Linked DNA regions of Homo sapiens: region 2 is linked to region 1. The links are chromatin loops, found by intact Hi-C in ENCODE. Cell type or tissue: A673. All regions are shown on one strand.

Evidence for each region. Peaks named below come from ENCODE experiments on the same cell type or tissue, not always from the same donor. Only the 100,000 strongest peaks of a DNase experiment are listed, where the experiment ranks them.
Region 2: a loop joins it to region 1, with 4 times the contacts of the local background. A loop is called at or near these places in 2 of 110 quality-filtered maps.

The regions. Positions count from the first base shown.
Region 1 is chr2:122,744,925-122,752,924 of GRCh38, forward strand. No RefSeq gene overlaps it. Among named protein-coding and RNA genes, the nearest start is that of LINC01826, 320 kb to the right of the region's middle. In A673, a CTCF peak has its summit at 3,719; a DNase peak (open chromatin) is centred at 3,857; H3K27ac peaks cover 3,022 bases.
Region 2 is chr2:122,515,530-122,523,529 of GRCh38, forward strand. No RefSeq gene overlaps it. Among named protein-coding and RNA genes, the nearest start is that of LINC01826, 550 kb to the right of the region's middle. RefSeq lists enhancers at 920-1,846, 4,255-4,755. In A673, a CTCF peak has its summit at 4,028 (motif pointing left); a DNase peak (open chromatin) is centred at 1,542; H3K27ac peaks cover 1,957 bases.

The DNA.
Region 1 (8,000 bases):
TATTCAAAAGACCATTAGGAAGTCCTGAATGTATACTGTGTCCTACCCTGAAGAGGGCACAGTTTATTAAAACTATTATCATATATATCTAAACAAACTCTTTTACATAAAAAAGGTAAGTAAAAATATTATGTGGATTAAGGGATAGAGGGTTGAAAGGACTATTTCAACGGCTTTTAACAAACTCAGCAGATTCAAAACTTGAATTCAGGTCTCAACTTATCTTTCAAGAGGAAAATGCTGAAAGTGTACAGCGAGTGTAACTTCGGGTTTCTGTATAATATTTAATGAGATAAATGCCTCCCTCCCTGTAGTGTGGGTTACTCAGCATTTGCCTTGCATTTTTATTCTCCAGCTTATTCTCTTCTGTGTCCAGAAGGCTGATTTCCATAGGGGGCATCAACTGCATTCCCTCCCCAGTTTCAATTTTGCTAGTAAAAAGCATCAGAGGGAGATCAGAGGATGAAAAGTAGAAAGATTAGAGCATTTATTCCTCCCACCCCACCCCAGCTTGAGTTCAGGTCTGACAGTGTCTGCAGCACTGGCACTATGGCCCTGAGGGCCACCTTTTTCCATGTCCAGCTCTTAACTAAGCTCCAGTAACACCAATGCCTCCATTTGTTCCACCAGGCCTAGGAGTGGCAAAGGCTCTTCACCCTTGCTAGTCCCTAGGTGTCTACATATCCCTTGTAGGTTGTTACCTCTTACCACGCCTTGGTAAACACTCCCCTCATTAAGAAGCTTCTTTGAAAAATTCCAACTAACTGAGCATGCCATGTGTTTTAGGCTGGGGTCCTGACACATACAAATTTGTGTATCTAATTTTAAAAGCTTATTTCACCTCCTGCTCTTGCATGCAATTATAGCGCATAATCTTGTGGTTAGAGATAAGCAAACACGCTGAAACTAAAATGCAAATGCACCCTGGAATACTGTAACTTAAAAGCTGCCACCAAAATAATTCTACAGCAGACAAGTCCATCCTGCACTTAGGAGATGAGTCTACGTATGCACACAGGTGCTTTTCTTAGCAAGAACTTCTTCTTATGTGGGTAACTCTAGGCCTTCTCTCTGGTGTGGAGTCTCTGTCTTGTTTGGTGGTCCTGATCGTTTCACTTATCATACCTCCTGCTGAACCTTTCCAGGCAAGGCAGTGATTCAGGAAAGACCGCTGACAGTGTAGAAAGTACACGGTTTTGTTTCTGCTGGCCAGCTAGCGGGGAATCCTGGTATTCAGAAGGGGAATCAATTCTTTCTTTTTGATTTAGGGATATGTTTGGCAGTTATTAATTAACATGTGTGAGAGATCCTGAGAATTTCAAACATTTATTTTTTAAAGGAGTCTAAGTTTAAACTTAACTTCATTATATAAAACTTCCTTCTCCTTCCTCAACCTCACTTCTTTGAATTATTTTACTTTAGAAATGGCAAGTTTTCTCAAAGATTAATGCAAAGCTCATGTCAAAATAGAGCTCTCTCTCTCTCAATTTTATTTCTACTATTTTAACTATTTCATCTATTTATTTATTTTTTTATAGTTTTCGTGGTCCATTAGTTCCATGATTTAATTTACTATTTTACTTTAAAAGATTTTCCCTTGCCAGTCAAGTAGTATTCCATAGAATACATGAGAGAATACATTTTTGAAGAAAACTGGTAAACAACCAATTAAAACTCTTTATGGATTTTCTTCCACATATAAATTACTATTCTATACATGAAATAATAAAAATAAGCTTTGGAATGAAAGTATATAAAAATGTCAATAGAAATTCTAAGTATGGGGTAATCAGCCTTGAGGTAATTGATAGTTGCCTATACTTACATGATTTGTAATCTGTCAATCATTTATTCAACAAATATTTTCCACAGCTCCTATACACAAAGCATTTTAAGGGTAGTATTAAAAACAAAGTACTTTCCCTTCCCTAAAAATCTTTATAATTTATTTCAGAAGAAGAGAAAGGTACTTTTTTTTTGGCAGACGGGGACAGAGTCTCTCTGTGTTGTCTAGGCTGGAGTGCAGTGGTACAACCTCAGCTCACTGCAACCTCTGCCTCCCAGGTTCAAGCAATTCTCCTGCCTCAGCCTCCTGAGTAGCTCGCACTACAGGTGCCCACCACTACGCCTGGCTAATTTTTGTATTTTTAGTAGAGACGGGGTTTCACCGTATTTGCCAGGCTGGTCTCGAACTCCTGACCTCAGGTGATCTGCCTGACTCAGCTTCCCAAAATGCTGGGATTACAGGTATGAGCCACCTTGCCCAGCCTCGAAGAAAGGTACTTTTTAAGGAAGTGCAACGATAGTGGCAAATAAGAGTTCCAAGCAGAATGAAGCCTCTTCCTGGTAGTGGGAACTGGGGCTTCTGGTCTCAGCCATTGATCAATTATCACTGACAGGAACCATGAGACCTGTGCAAATGAATGACTGTGTACAGTTCTAGTCATTGATCTGATCCTCAAAAAAAGATGTGATAAATGTGGATTAATTGAATAAGGGATTGTGTGTGTGTATGAGTATGTGTGTGTGGAAGGGAGTGTAAAGTATGCAACTACTTTGCTATTTGAAGATAGATTAAAATCACCTCCATCTCTTCCTTCAGCATAGAAAGACAAAACGTGGGAGAAGTGTGAATGCAAGTCTATTCACCAGTTTCTAGGATTTGCTCTCCGGGTTTGGTGGGTTAGGATGGGGATCAAAATTTCAAAGAAATATTGCACAGCCAAGAAAATAAAAGTCTAGTATACCTATTCAGTTGCTAGGCAGTTACTAATAGGTTGTTGATAATTCAACTACTGGTACGCTTAGGTAGGCTGAAATGCAATTAATTTGAAGAATTACGCAGAAAAAATCCTGGATGAGAGACCTAGAAGTGATTAAGGAAATAAGAGTGGCTCAGGCACTTCTCTAACCATTCATCAACTGTGTAATGGAACACAAGCAATGCTTTTCCTCAACCTTTAACAGAGTGGACTGCTGGGAAGATGCATTATGACACAGATCCAGGAAAGCATCATCTCTGAGTCTTTCTGCCTCTTTGTGTTGGTTGGGAGAGGCTAAAAGAGGTTTCTGAAGAGGAATGACCAGTGTTAGAAGAAGTGTAGCATGTGTGCTACCATTTCAGGGCATTATAGCAGAGAACTCAGAAAGGCCAGAATCTTGTACCAAACTGTAACCACCTCTTTTCCAGGTGAGACAGCCAGCAAAGAAAGACACATGAAGCAAATGGAGCCACACGTGATGATCATACTGATCTCTGCTAAATCAAGCTACAGCACACAGGAGTCCCAAAGCTTGCTGGGCCTTCTCTCACCTGCATGTTCACTCTTATTAAATTATGATGAGCCCTCTGACAAACTGTCATATTTGAAGGACCTTTTACCAGAGAAGAGGAGGGGGAGGAAGAGAGAAATCAAAAAAGATAAGCAAAAGGGCTGGGCTTGCTGTGTGATCACAGATAAAATACCAAACAGTTAAATAATGCTGGAGGGTGACCTCTTATGTGACCCAATCAGAGATTTGACATTTATCTCCTGAATGTGACATCCCATCTCATCAAGGATTTGGGACAGTGGGGATGAGGAGACACGTTCTCTCTCCCTTTCCTTGCTCAGCCTTGTTCTCTCTGTTTACTCTTTGGGCTTCAGTGCACTTTTGTGGCCAAGCCCAGTTTGTGGCCTGCCCCTTGCATGGCCATCTCTGCAGTATCAGTGAAAACTCAACAGCCCCTCTGTGTGGCCACACTTTTTTTCTTTTCTAAAAACAATGAGATACTTATATCCACCCCATGCAAATTCCTCCAGGATATTGCTCTTGAGTCATCCTTGAGAAATTTCCGTCTTGAAACATGTCTATCTCCATGTTGGGAAATTTAATTAGTACTCCTATTGTAGGGATTAGGGAAAGCACAACTACACTTTTCATCAGCTTCAATGATTTCACCAAAGGGCATTTATTTACTTAGTTATACCAGCTGTTTGTTCACCAGATACCGTCTCCTTTGACCCTATGTGCACACAAACCCACGCACAGCGGATGTTGACTATGAGAACTGATAATATCACACCCATTTTAGATACATCATTGAGGCAAAAAGGGACATTTATGGGAGATATTTTTCTTTTTGTTGTGGAAATTCTGACAATCTCATTTTATTTTCTCATTCAAATTATTAAATGATTCTCTCTCTCTCTCTCTCTGCTTACATAGGGGTCATCATTTGTTCTTTTAATCCATTTCAAGAGCATGTCCCCTTTTGCCGTATTCAGGGATGATTGCCCCCTACCTGAACCCCATCTTGCTCCAACAAACAAGTCATATAATCAGAGATCGCACTCTTAGTCAAAAGTCTGACCAGTTAAAGAATTAATTGCCTGCGCCAGGGAGTATGGAAAGCAAAAAAGAAACTCTGTTATGATTTCTATAGATGGAAGGAGAAATGCACTATTTGAATGATAGAGTTTAATTGTCATTATCTAGAAAAGATACTTCATTTAAACTTCTCCTTTACTTAAAATAAACACCTCAATGCTCACATTCCTGCCTGGAACATTTTTAGCAATAACTGCTGGTTGTCAATGACAACAATCATATTTAATTGTTCATCCTGACATGCTCCAGCACTCTATTAAGCACAGATTACTATAGATTGAATAAATGAATAGCAAAGATGCTGGCCAAGAGCTCTGAACGTATCAGTGGAAATAATGAATTGCATCATCCTTCCATGAAAATGCAGGAAGGGCCAACACAGGTCAAGAGCTTGTTAGAGTTTCAGGTTGTCCATTTTGACTGAATTAAAAAGAAAGCAAGTTTATTATGGATTATACATGTAAGCAGGGAGAGGATGAAGGTCAAATTTCTTGATTAGGTATTATTTAGCTATTTTACCATATCTCAAAGTTATAATTCAGAAATGAAATGAAGTGTATCTTGTTTCTTATATGAATTTTTAAAAGGTACACAGTAGATAGTCTTACTGAATTTTAGTTTAATTGCACTTTCATCTCAATATTATTATTTTATCAAGCCAGATAAGTAAATAATATCCTTTCATCAGGTATCAGAGCACAGTTGTAATATAAATGGGATTAGCATAATGAATGCCTTTGGAGAAAATTATAAAATGTCCTTTCATGCACATACAGTTTTATAAACATGACTTTCCTTTGTTTTAATTCAATCTCTGATGGAAATGCACAAATTTTAAAATTCTGGGAAGAACAAACTTATCTGATCATTTTTAAGTAATTGATAGATCACAGTAGAATTATGTTTTTCTTTTAAGTGATGAGGATAGAAAATTTGAGTTGTTTAATTAGACATGTGACTGAACCCAGACGTAAGGGGATCACTTTGGTGCCCTGGAAAGTACTTTGTACTGAATGGGGAAGTCCAGATATCATATTCTGGTGTTGGGCTAAATACTAATTACAAAACCATCAGACAAAATTATTGTTATTATTATTTTGCAGCAAGTGACTGTTAACATTGAATGTGTGTTATCAACTTAAAAGTCTATTCTTTCTTGAAAATATGTGTCATAAATATTTTCTCCTCAAAGAATAAACACACCTTTTATAAATGAGTTGATTTATTACTGAACTATCTATTTATGACAGCATGCTTCTTCCATTTATCCAATAATTATTTGGTTAACAATCACATTTCATAGGCTTAATGTTTTATAATTGTTTTGGTAAACCTCCTGAATATCTCTATGTGTACAGAAAGCAGGGAATGGGCATTTTAAGGGGCTGAGATTTGCAAACTGTCCTTTAGAAAATTTGTAACAATGTACCCAGCCCAATAATAAACAAGAATGTCTTTCCATTGACTATACCAAATTTCTACTTTCCTTTAAAGTTTGGCAAAATTATAAGAAATATTAAATTATTATTATTTATTTATCATTTGTTGTACTGATAAATAACCAATCCATCCAATAACAAATAATTTATCCAAATTATAAAATATTAATTATTATTTATCATTTATTAATAAATTATTTATTCAATAATAAATAACTCATCCATGTTATATATCATGTGTTATTTATTTTAATAATGAATAATAAATAATATTTAGTATTTATTATTTGATTATTTAATTTTTAAATAAATGAGTTTGCATTTTTAAATATATTTATTGACAATTTGTCAAGTTCTCTTGCTAATTTCCTTGCCTTCTTATTCCTAGTTAGACTTGCATGCTATTTGTGTTGCAAATATTTCTCAGTTGGTCAATTTTCCTTTCTTTTTATTATAGTCAATGCAAACTTACTACAAAAGTAGTAATTTTAAGGTTTCTCTGGCACCAGAATAAATGCATGCTAACCAATAATAAATGATACAGTATAATTTTAAAGTCCACACATTGTGTGGGAGCCAAATGGAACACTGTCTTCACAATGTGGGGCACAGTCTTTGTGAGGACAACTCCTCTATGCCCAGCTTCAATTATGTAGATTTTTGAGAGTGTCAGAAGTCTGAAGTAGGATCAGTGGATAGGATTCTATGGTCTTATTATTATTTTAATTATCTGGTGTTCCAAAAAGTGTTTCCTGAAAGTTAAACAATGAGAGTTGGTTTCCTTCCACTTTACTAAGTGGTGTTTTATTTTTTCCTTCTTAGACTATATGTATGATCTGTAATTATGCATGAGGTCAAATTGATGAGGGCTAGCCAAATATGCTAAAATGTCAGTCTGAGAATTTTAAGTGTAACTCTAGCAGAAAATAAGAGCAAACTTGTCCTACTAATACTGACTACCCTGGAGGACACCTGTACTTTAATGTCTAATGAATTGTTTTTCATTGAGTCAATTTTTTTTACATCAATGTTCATTGAATATTTATTCTGCATCAAACCCTGTATTCAGCCCTGGTTGGTTAAAGATTATCTATTTACTTATCTTCTATGTATCTATCTATCTATCTATTATCTATCTGTCTGTCTATCTATCTATCTATCTATCTATCTATCTATCTATCATCTATCTATTCACCTATCATCTATCTATCCATTTATCTATAACCATCTATCTATCTATATCTGTCTATGTCTATCCATCTGTCATCTATCTATCTATCATCTATCTATTGTCTCTATTCATTATTCATCTATCTACCCTATCTATCTATCTATTAGCTACATATTTAGCTAGCTGGCATCTATCTATATGTCTCTATCATCTATCTTGATATAGATATACAGATAGAGATACAGTTTTTTCCTCAGGAAAGTCAGTGTTAAATAAGGCTCTCAACTGAGCATAAGGATGAGGACAGGTAAACGATAGGGGAATCTAATTCAAATGAGTAGTTCAGGGAAGGCTTCTTCAGGAAGGGGATCATTAACACTAAAACTTGAAGGGCACATGCACTTATGTGTTATGTGGATAAATTACCAGGGGAAGTACTGGAGAGAACTAGAGAGAAAGAAGCAAGATTCAACATGGTTTTTTAAAAAAGCGTGATGTTAAAAAAAAAAATTTACAGGAAATTACCCTAAGTCAGTCAGTGTTTCTTAAGGCTGAGCATTAAGAGAAATAATTCTTGGGGATGTTAAAAGCTCAGATGTGTGGGAACTATCTTAGGCCTGTTGAAAAGAAACTTAATGAGGCCACAACAGGTCTGAAGCAGTGGCAATCTTGAAAAAAAACACAGAAAAAGACAGAGACTGAAGACCAATGCAAGCAATTCTAATTCCAGACCCAAAGAAATGAGATAATAATTATAATTTCTAAATAAAGTCAACTTTCTACTAATGTACAGAAAGAGAAACCCAGGGCAATATTTAAAGTGAAGAAATGAAAAAAAGATAACATATCTGTAAAACTGTGCATCTATAACTTAATTTTGTAAGAATAAATACTGCTTTTACTAGTAACTTAAAGAAAAAGGTTGTGATTTAGACAAATAATAAGGAAGAAGTAAATTGAATTCAGTTAGTGACCGATTAGAAATATCAAGTTTCTTGACTCAAACACCCTATTTATTT
Region 2 (8,000 bases), 230 kb before region 1:
ACAGTCTAGTTGGCAAGAGAATCCAGTGGGCTTTCTCTTAGACCTTCTTGCTTATGTAAGTGTAGAGGGAATGCTTCCTCTCTGCCCATTGAAGTTTCACTAAAATGACTAACAATAGACAGATTAATAGGGGAAAACGTCACAACAAATTTATTAATGTGCATATACACTTGGGAGTCCCACAGAAAGGAGACTCAAAGAGGGGCTAGATGGTTGAGGCTTAAATGTGAGGTCTGTAGGCCATATTTAGAGGGGTTTAAATAATATGGGGGGCAAATGATTGAGCTCAAAGAACGATGGCTTGGAACAAAGTTTCTCTGAGCTCTGGGGGATCTCGTGGAAGGTAAGAACTTCACTGTGAACAAAGCTTGTCTTATTATGCAAATGAAGTCTTTCAGGTAATCTCTCAGAGCTGCCCTCAGAAAAACAGACAAAAAATCTGTCTGGGTATGGTGATGATTTTTAGCCTCTTCTCTTCTCTGGTGATAAATCTTCCCTTGTTATTTGATGAGATTCCTAGGCAGTGGGGCAAAGGCAATTGCATTTCTTTGGGGACAAATTTTCCTTTATCAGATTAGGGAATTCCAGAGACAGTCCCTCCGTGTGCTTGGGGGTTGGGCGGTGGGTGAGAAACAAGAGAAGGTTAGAAAATTTTTGGTTCTGAGGCAGCTTCTAAGGCCTCCCAATTTCTTTTAATTTAAAGTGCTTATCATGCCAAATTTCCATATTTTGAAGTATCCTTCTCCGCTGATTCCAATAGTTGAATCAAATCTTCCTAAAACAATGCCATTTCCCTCATTCTCTCCCCTTTTCTTGCAGTGTTGTAATGCTCTGCTAAGATGGTTTCTCTATTGATGTAAGAGTAAATAGCAATTCCTCAGGACCTTTTTCTTAAGAAGTACAAACTCTTTTATTCTTCAAATCAAATCTTTGTTATAAATAATTTAGAGTTTTGTAAATGAGAAAAGATAATTTTTTCAGTGTCTAAACATGGAGTCTTATTTTCCCACATATCAGTTTCCCGACAGCTAACCTGTTGGAAGCACTAACTGTTGAGTGGTTTGCATTCAGTAATGTGACCAGAAGTAACGACTCAAACTCAATAGAGGCCAGAAATGATCAGAGGTTATGATTCCTTGGCAACTGCTTGATGTTCAATATTAAACTGCTTTAGAAAACCTCTCTCTTACTCTTGTGGCAAGATACCACAAGGCATTAAAAAAAATAAAATATAATGAAACAAAAATATCCCCCCTTCGTCATACCTGCTGCCCTGCTACCTGCTCTAAGCGGAAGTCACAATGAAAGGGATTTAAATGAGCTGAGAGACCTCACTGAGCTCCCCTGGGTCAGAGGTGGGTGCATTTTCACACCTACAGGAGCTTGCTTTGCTAATGTACCTGTTCCATAAATTACTCTGGAGGAAATCACTTCATTATTCATGACTTGAACATTCCTGTTGCAAAATGGTGATCTATGTCATGTACTGTTGCATTACCAATTCAATTATTCTTTTGTCATGCAAACTCTCTGAGCTGTGACAAGGGGTGGGGCAGGCTCTTCACAGCTGGCAATCTGTAATGCTGCCTAGGAGTAGATTTCTTCTGGGTGCATTGAGCTGGAGAATTTATGAAAGGACTCTCAGGGGAGATGTCTGCCAATGATGGCAAATTGATGACTATTATCTAAACATTTAGCAGCCCTTCTTCAGTTATAATATGGCCATCTTTAACTTGCCTCCATTAACTGATAGCATTTCATGCTTTTTGAAATGAGTTTGGAGTTACGGGAGAGAACAAAGACTGACTCACAGAATCTACCACAATAATCATTTTCTTTTCATTTTCCATTATCTTAGCATTCTGAATCCAACTTTGCATGAAGAGATACTCCAATGCTTCTGAAGACACCTTTTTTAATTTTGGTAATATAAAGATGGCTTTTAAGGTTATTATCAGCCTGATGGCAAAACAAACATGTGACAAGAGTTAACTTCAGTCACTCCGGTGGTTTGAGCCTTATGGTCCAAGGATTCATTTTGTATAATGGCATGGTACGTCATCTGCTTTGTCTTCTGGACTGATTGAAATGTCAGATGTGTTGGTGGAGTGGACAAAGCCAGTGGAATATATTTTTAATTTTAAGCACAATAGTGCCCTACATACCTGTGAATCAGAGTTATCAAAATTTACTGATGCCTTCATATTAACAGAGAAATAGAACGCTGGATTAGGAACCTCATGACCTGGAAGTGAGGGGGTGGCGGTTAGTGTGATTTATATTCTTTTGCTCTCATGTTTTTCTGCACCCCTCCCCCACTGCTGCCCCTCAGTTTTCTCTTGGGAACTTCACCAGAAGCAGGTTGAGAAGGAGTAAGTCAATCCAGTTCTACAATGAACTTATTTTCAACTGGAAGTTGGGTGGAAATTTTTAACATTAATCACTTTCATCTTTGTGGGAAGTTACATTTAATCCTCAAAATTATCCCATGATATTTCAGTTTTGCTGTTGAGAAGACAGATTTTCAGAGAAATCAATGACTTGCTCAAGATCAACAAATGTGATCTATTTCCAAAACTCTCATCCTCTGTGTACACTCATATAACGCTGAGTACTGTAAATAGATGGACTTTCAAATAAGTGTAAGAGAAGGTCTTTTAAATTTAATACTTGGAACTATTAAACTAAATACTGATTAGTCTATGATTAATGAAGGGGTAGACCCAGTTTTTGTGAGATCTGAAACTTGTTCAAATTTGGGAGCTCCTTTTAACAAAAATAATACCAAAATGATAAACTCAACATTAAATTCAAAGCCTTGAGAAGAGCTCATCAAGTGAGGTGCAATGAAGATTAAGCTGATTAACCGCATGAAAAATCCACCTCTGAAGAAATGTTAAGAAAGAAGATAAAAGTATTTCCAAGTGTATTTCCTGTAGCCCAGGGTTCCTTCACGTAAATCATTGCAGCTGCAGGTTGATGCATCTGTGTGGTTTCGGTCAAGCAGTCAGTTACTCCACAGCCAATCAATGCCGCTTTCTTATGGGTGAACTTAGCTGCATGTCATTGGCGATGTGGAAAGAAGGTACCTGCCTTCAGAAGGAGCCAGTAGTTCTTGCAGAAGGGACCAATGTTCTCAATAGAGGGATTTAAACTTTTTTGAAAGAGTTAATCATCTCTTTACAAACGTATACAGCATTTTAAGATCATATTTCAAAGTAGCTCCAGTTCCTGAAGTTTCATGTATTTTAAAGCAAAACAAACAACAGCAACCAAAACTAATTTCGAATTATTCCAAAACTTCTCCTCTTGGTTAAGATAAGCCCTTTAGATCATGATACAGCTATATGTTTGTGTGCGTGTGTTTGTGTGGGGATGTGTGCGATTGTGTGTGTATACATATATGTATACACACATATATATGGATTTGTATTTATATATATAGACCCACATAAAATATATTCTAGGCACTGAAATCTAATAACTTTGAATCTATTTTACTCTAATTTGTTTAAAAATTCTAGTTTTTTCAAATTTCTGGCTTAGAATAAACAACATTTTAGGAGAGCTTTAATGGTCTTTAAAAAATCAGTTTCCCTTTCTATTGATTGCTCATTGCAGAAGCATTTTACATGATCTCCACATGACCTACTAACTATCAAGGTCAGTAAACTGGTGGCTTGAGGCTTTCTCTGCCTAATAACCATTTTTTTCTTCTATCTCCCAATTTCAAACTCTCCTTTGACTTATTGTTTTCTTAGGGAGGGCATATTCTAAGCCTTGTCTCTATAAAATGAAAGTCTTAGTCTTTTCTTTAACTGAGACTTCACTAATCAGGAGGATAAATTTTGGACAGAAGAGGGTATTCCTGCATGTAGCATGTGGCATACATTTCTACAGCATGTGAAGTTTTTTCTTCTTTATCTGCCTGTGCATGAGAATGACCAGGTTGATCATGCTCATTTTATTTGGAAGACAAAGGAGCAAGGGATTGGTACAACCTTCGAGTGCACTCCCCCTGCAGGTCAACTAGTAGTAACTACCAAATACATGCAACTGCAGTAGGTAGGTACTACGCCACGTACATTACCTATAAATCCATAACGAATCTCAAAGGTAGGAATCATAACTCCCCATTTGACTGAAGCATATTTGACTCTTAATGTTAAGTGCAATATTCCATGGGCCCTCTCCAAGGAATACTTCAGAGTTGAAGCCAGGTCTATTCTGTAACTTTGTCTTAGAATCAGAGCTAAAATGATCAACTTTTCCCATAGAAGTAGAGAGTAGAATAGTGGTAACCAGAGGCTGGAAAAGATAGTGAGGAGGGGTGAATATGAGAGAGGAGAAAGGAAGAAACAGGTCAGGCAGGCAGGTAAGGTGGGTCCTTGGTTGAATTCTTTCAAACAAAAGAAAAGCCTGCAGGCACAGATAAGGGAGCTTGCAGAGGGGGTCTTGCCTAAGACATGGCCACAGTTGCACAGATAAGAGAGGTTACACAGGTGGCTTGCCCAGACATGCCCGCAATGGAAAATTCCATCCCCTGACACATATGCAGTATAAGAGTATAAGGAATAAAGCAATATGCAGTAACTCAAGCTAATGGCCCCCATGTGTATTAAGAGGACAGGGTGGAGCTATCAGAAGTTCACATCTTATGCAAATGAGATGTCCAGGCCTCATCAGTTTCTTATAAAAGCCTTTGCATTGAACAGTAAAAATGGTAACCCTCTTCTGGGTCCCCTCTTAACAGCAGAAAACTTTCTTTTTTTCCTTGTTAAACTTTTACTCCAACCTCGCCCTTGGTGTTTGTGCTCCTTAACTTTCTTGGTCATGAGACAAAGAACTCTGGGTCTAACTCAGGCAATGAGAGACTGCTACATTGTGGAGCATTGGCGAGACTGTAACAATAGGGAGGGGTTGGTTAATGTGTATAAAATTACAGTTAGATAGGAGGAATAGGTTCCTTCTATAGCACAATAGGACGACCATTGTTAACAATAATGTATTATATATTTCAAAATAGCTAGAGGAGAGGATTTTTAATGTCCTAACACAAAGAAATGATAAATGTTTCAGGAGATGGATATCCCAATTACCCTGATTTAATCATTACACAGCATATACATATATCTAAATATCACATGTGCTCCATAAATATGTACAATTATTATATATCAATTAAAAATTAAAACATAGGATTGTCAACCATGTACAGGAGAGAGTCTACTTTGTCCTTCTCTGACTACAGGCCGGAGATAAAAATCTGTTCCATGCTTAAACTAATACAACGTTTTCAAGAAAACTAAGTGAATAACTGTAAAACAAAAGCTTATTAAATTGAACCCACAACAATTAAATGTATCCTTTTAATTTATTTCTTCCTTCATATATATGCCTTGAATTTGAGGCAATTGGCAAAAATCTGCAACTATATTATCTCTTGTAAGCCTTTCACTTTTACTTTTATTTATCTTTTGGTTAGCTTATAAGTCACTCTATGTGCCATCAGTGGCTTCGGTTTTGTTTTTAGGTTTGTTAGAAACACAGGGCATTATATTACAGTGAAAAATGTTTAGGTCTTTTAAAGGCTCCAAGTCCAAAACCTGAAATAAAGAGAGAACATTATTAAAGATATTAGAGTCTTAGCACTTTGGAGTTGTATCTGCAGGAGGTGAGTGTGGTCTCTCTATTCCTTGTGTCTCCATGCAGTACACCTTGGCAGTATGAAGAAAGTCAGCAGGGGCAGGCTGTCGTCTGGAAAATGGGTCAGTGGTCAGCCCAGGCAGCTGAGTCTAACAACTATTTATTTTGTCAACAAGTGACAGTCACTTCCACATAGACTTCCATGTACATGAAATATTATTTGAGATTATAATTCAGGGATACTTTAATGGCCAAAATATGAATAAAAATGAGATTATCTCAAAATTCATCTCAAGGTGTTATTTAAAACTTGTGAAAGAGTTGAAATAAAAGTTCTTTTTTTTCTAATGTGGAAAAAAACCTCTTCATATGCAGAAGCTATTTAAATGAGCAGGTTAATTGGATTTTGAAAAATAGCATTTCTCCAATAAAAAATAATTCACTTAATTTTAAACACATGGAACATTTGTAATAATAACATGAATGGTTTAGGAGATTAAAGAGGAACAAAGAGAAGATAAAGAGACAAAGCTGATGTATGAAGAAAAATAAAGAAACCTGAAGATTAAAAAGTCTTAGGGATATTTGAATCAGTGCAGTGATAAAGCCATTGAAGGAAGACAAATGATGGATAAATTATTACATTTTAACATCCCAAGTTAGAAAAAGTCAAAAGATGACAATGAATGCACATAAGCTATAGAGCAAAATATATGAGGAGTTTTGTTTTATATATTAATGAAACAATAGTTTACTGAATGCTTATGAGCTACCGAGTGCTCTGCTAAGCACTGACAATGTTAAAATAGAATTCCCAGTCTAGAATCTCATGAAGTTTATCATCTAGTGAAGAGACAGATACACAAATAAGCTACTCAAGTACAATAAATAAAATTCTTAAACATATTTAAAGATTGTATCTAAAATTCAATAGGGACATAATCCTAGTTATCAATATGACCAACTTTATAATTTAGCCCTTCTGATAAACTGTTGGGAGACAAATTCTCATTGGATTTCTTGTGTTTCTGACCCAAAGGCATGTTTTCATAGTCAATAGCATTGGAAGCTACAGATAATGTATCCTTCTGGAGAGATGTGGCAACTTTTTCTCCCTGGAGAAGTCCCAGGGTAGTAAAGATAAAGCCCTCTTCTCCCTCTCTCTAGAGACATTTTCTTACAGTTCAGGGTTAGGAGTCAAGGGATGCCTTTTTCTTCTCTAGAGGAGAATTACTGGCATTTTGGGATATTTTGAAATCTTTCTCTCCAGAGGGTAGAATGGGCAGATATTCAAGCAGAACCCACATCACTCAGTCTCCTAACTTGGTGGTTCTTCTCCTGGGTTATATGCACCCCTTTGTGTGCAGCTAACATCCTGCCCTCATTGTGTCATCCTGTGGGCATGAGGACTGGGGAACCTGGGCAAGATGCCACTCTGGCTGCTGTTTCTTGTATGAAAACAAACATGGGCTTCTGTGCTTCTCTGACCCAGGAATCTTGAGGTCTCACACACGTGCCCATGTGCGTGTCAGTATATGTTTATATATGTATATAGATGTTTATATTTGTATCACCAGCCAATCATATTTCAGCTTTACTCATTGTTAAGAGAAGCTAATTGTTATGAGTTAAATTGTGTCTTCCCTGAAATCATAGGCTGAAGTTTTAACCTGCAGTTTCTTAGAATGGGACCCTGTTCGTAAACAGTTATTGCAAATGTAATTAGTTAAGATGAGGTCATTAGGATGTGCTCTAATCCACCATGACTGGTGTTCTTATACAAAGGGGGAAATTTAGACATGGAGACACACAGGCAGGAAAACCATAAGAAGATGGAGACAGACATCAGAGTGCTATGCCTGCAAACCAAGTAATTCCACAGATTGCCAGCAAACCACCAGAACCATCCCCAGTAGAGACACATGAAACAGATCTTCCCTCACAGCCTTCCAAAGGAACCCACCTTAGCCCCTGGAAATGTGAGAACTGTGAGAAAATACATTTCTGTTGTTTAAGCCACCTAGCTTGTGGAACTTTCTATGGCAGTCCCATTTATCAATACCTATTTGACACCATTGTTTTGAGCATATGGAACTCATGTTTTCAAAGGGGGCAATGTGCTCCACTCACTAAATCACTAAAGCGCCTCCTCCCGCCACCAAATGGTGGGCACATCTCATTACATCTGCCTGTGTTCTCGCTGCTCAAAGACTGGAAGTCTTACCCTGTCAGGAGGCTGACTGTCAATACTTGGCTGAATATATGGCAGGTGTCTGGTTGAAAGAAGCCTTAGGGACACTGTTACGCTATTCTTCATGTAATGCAGGTCCTACAGGGTCTGGACTGTATTATCT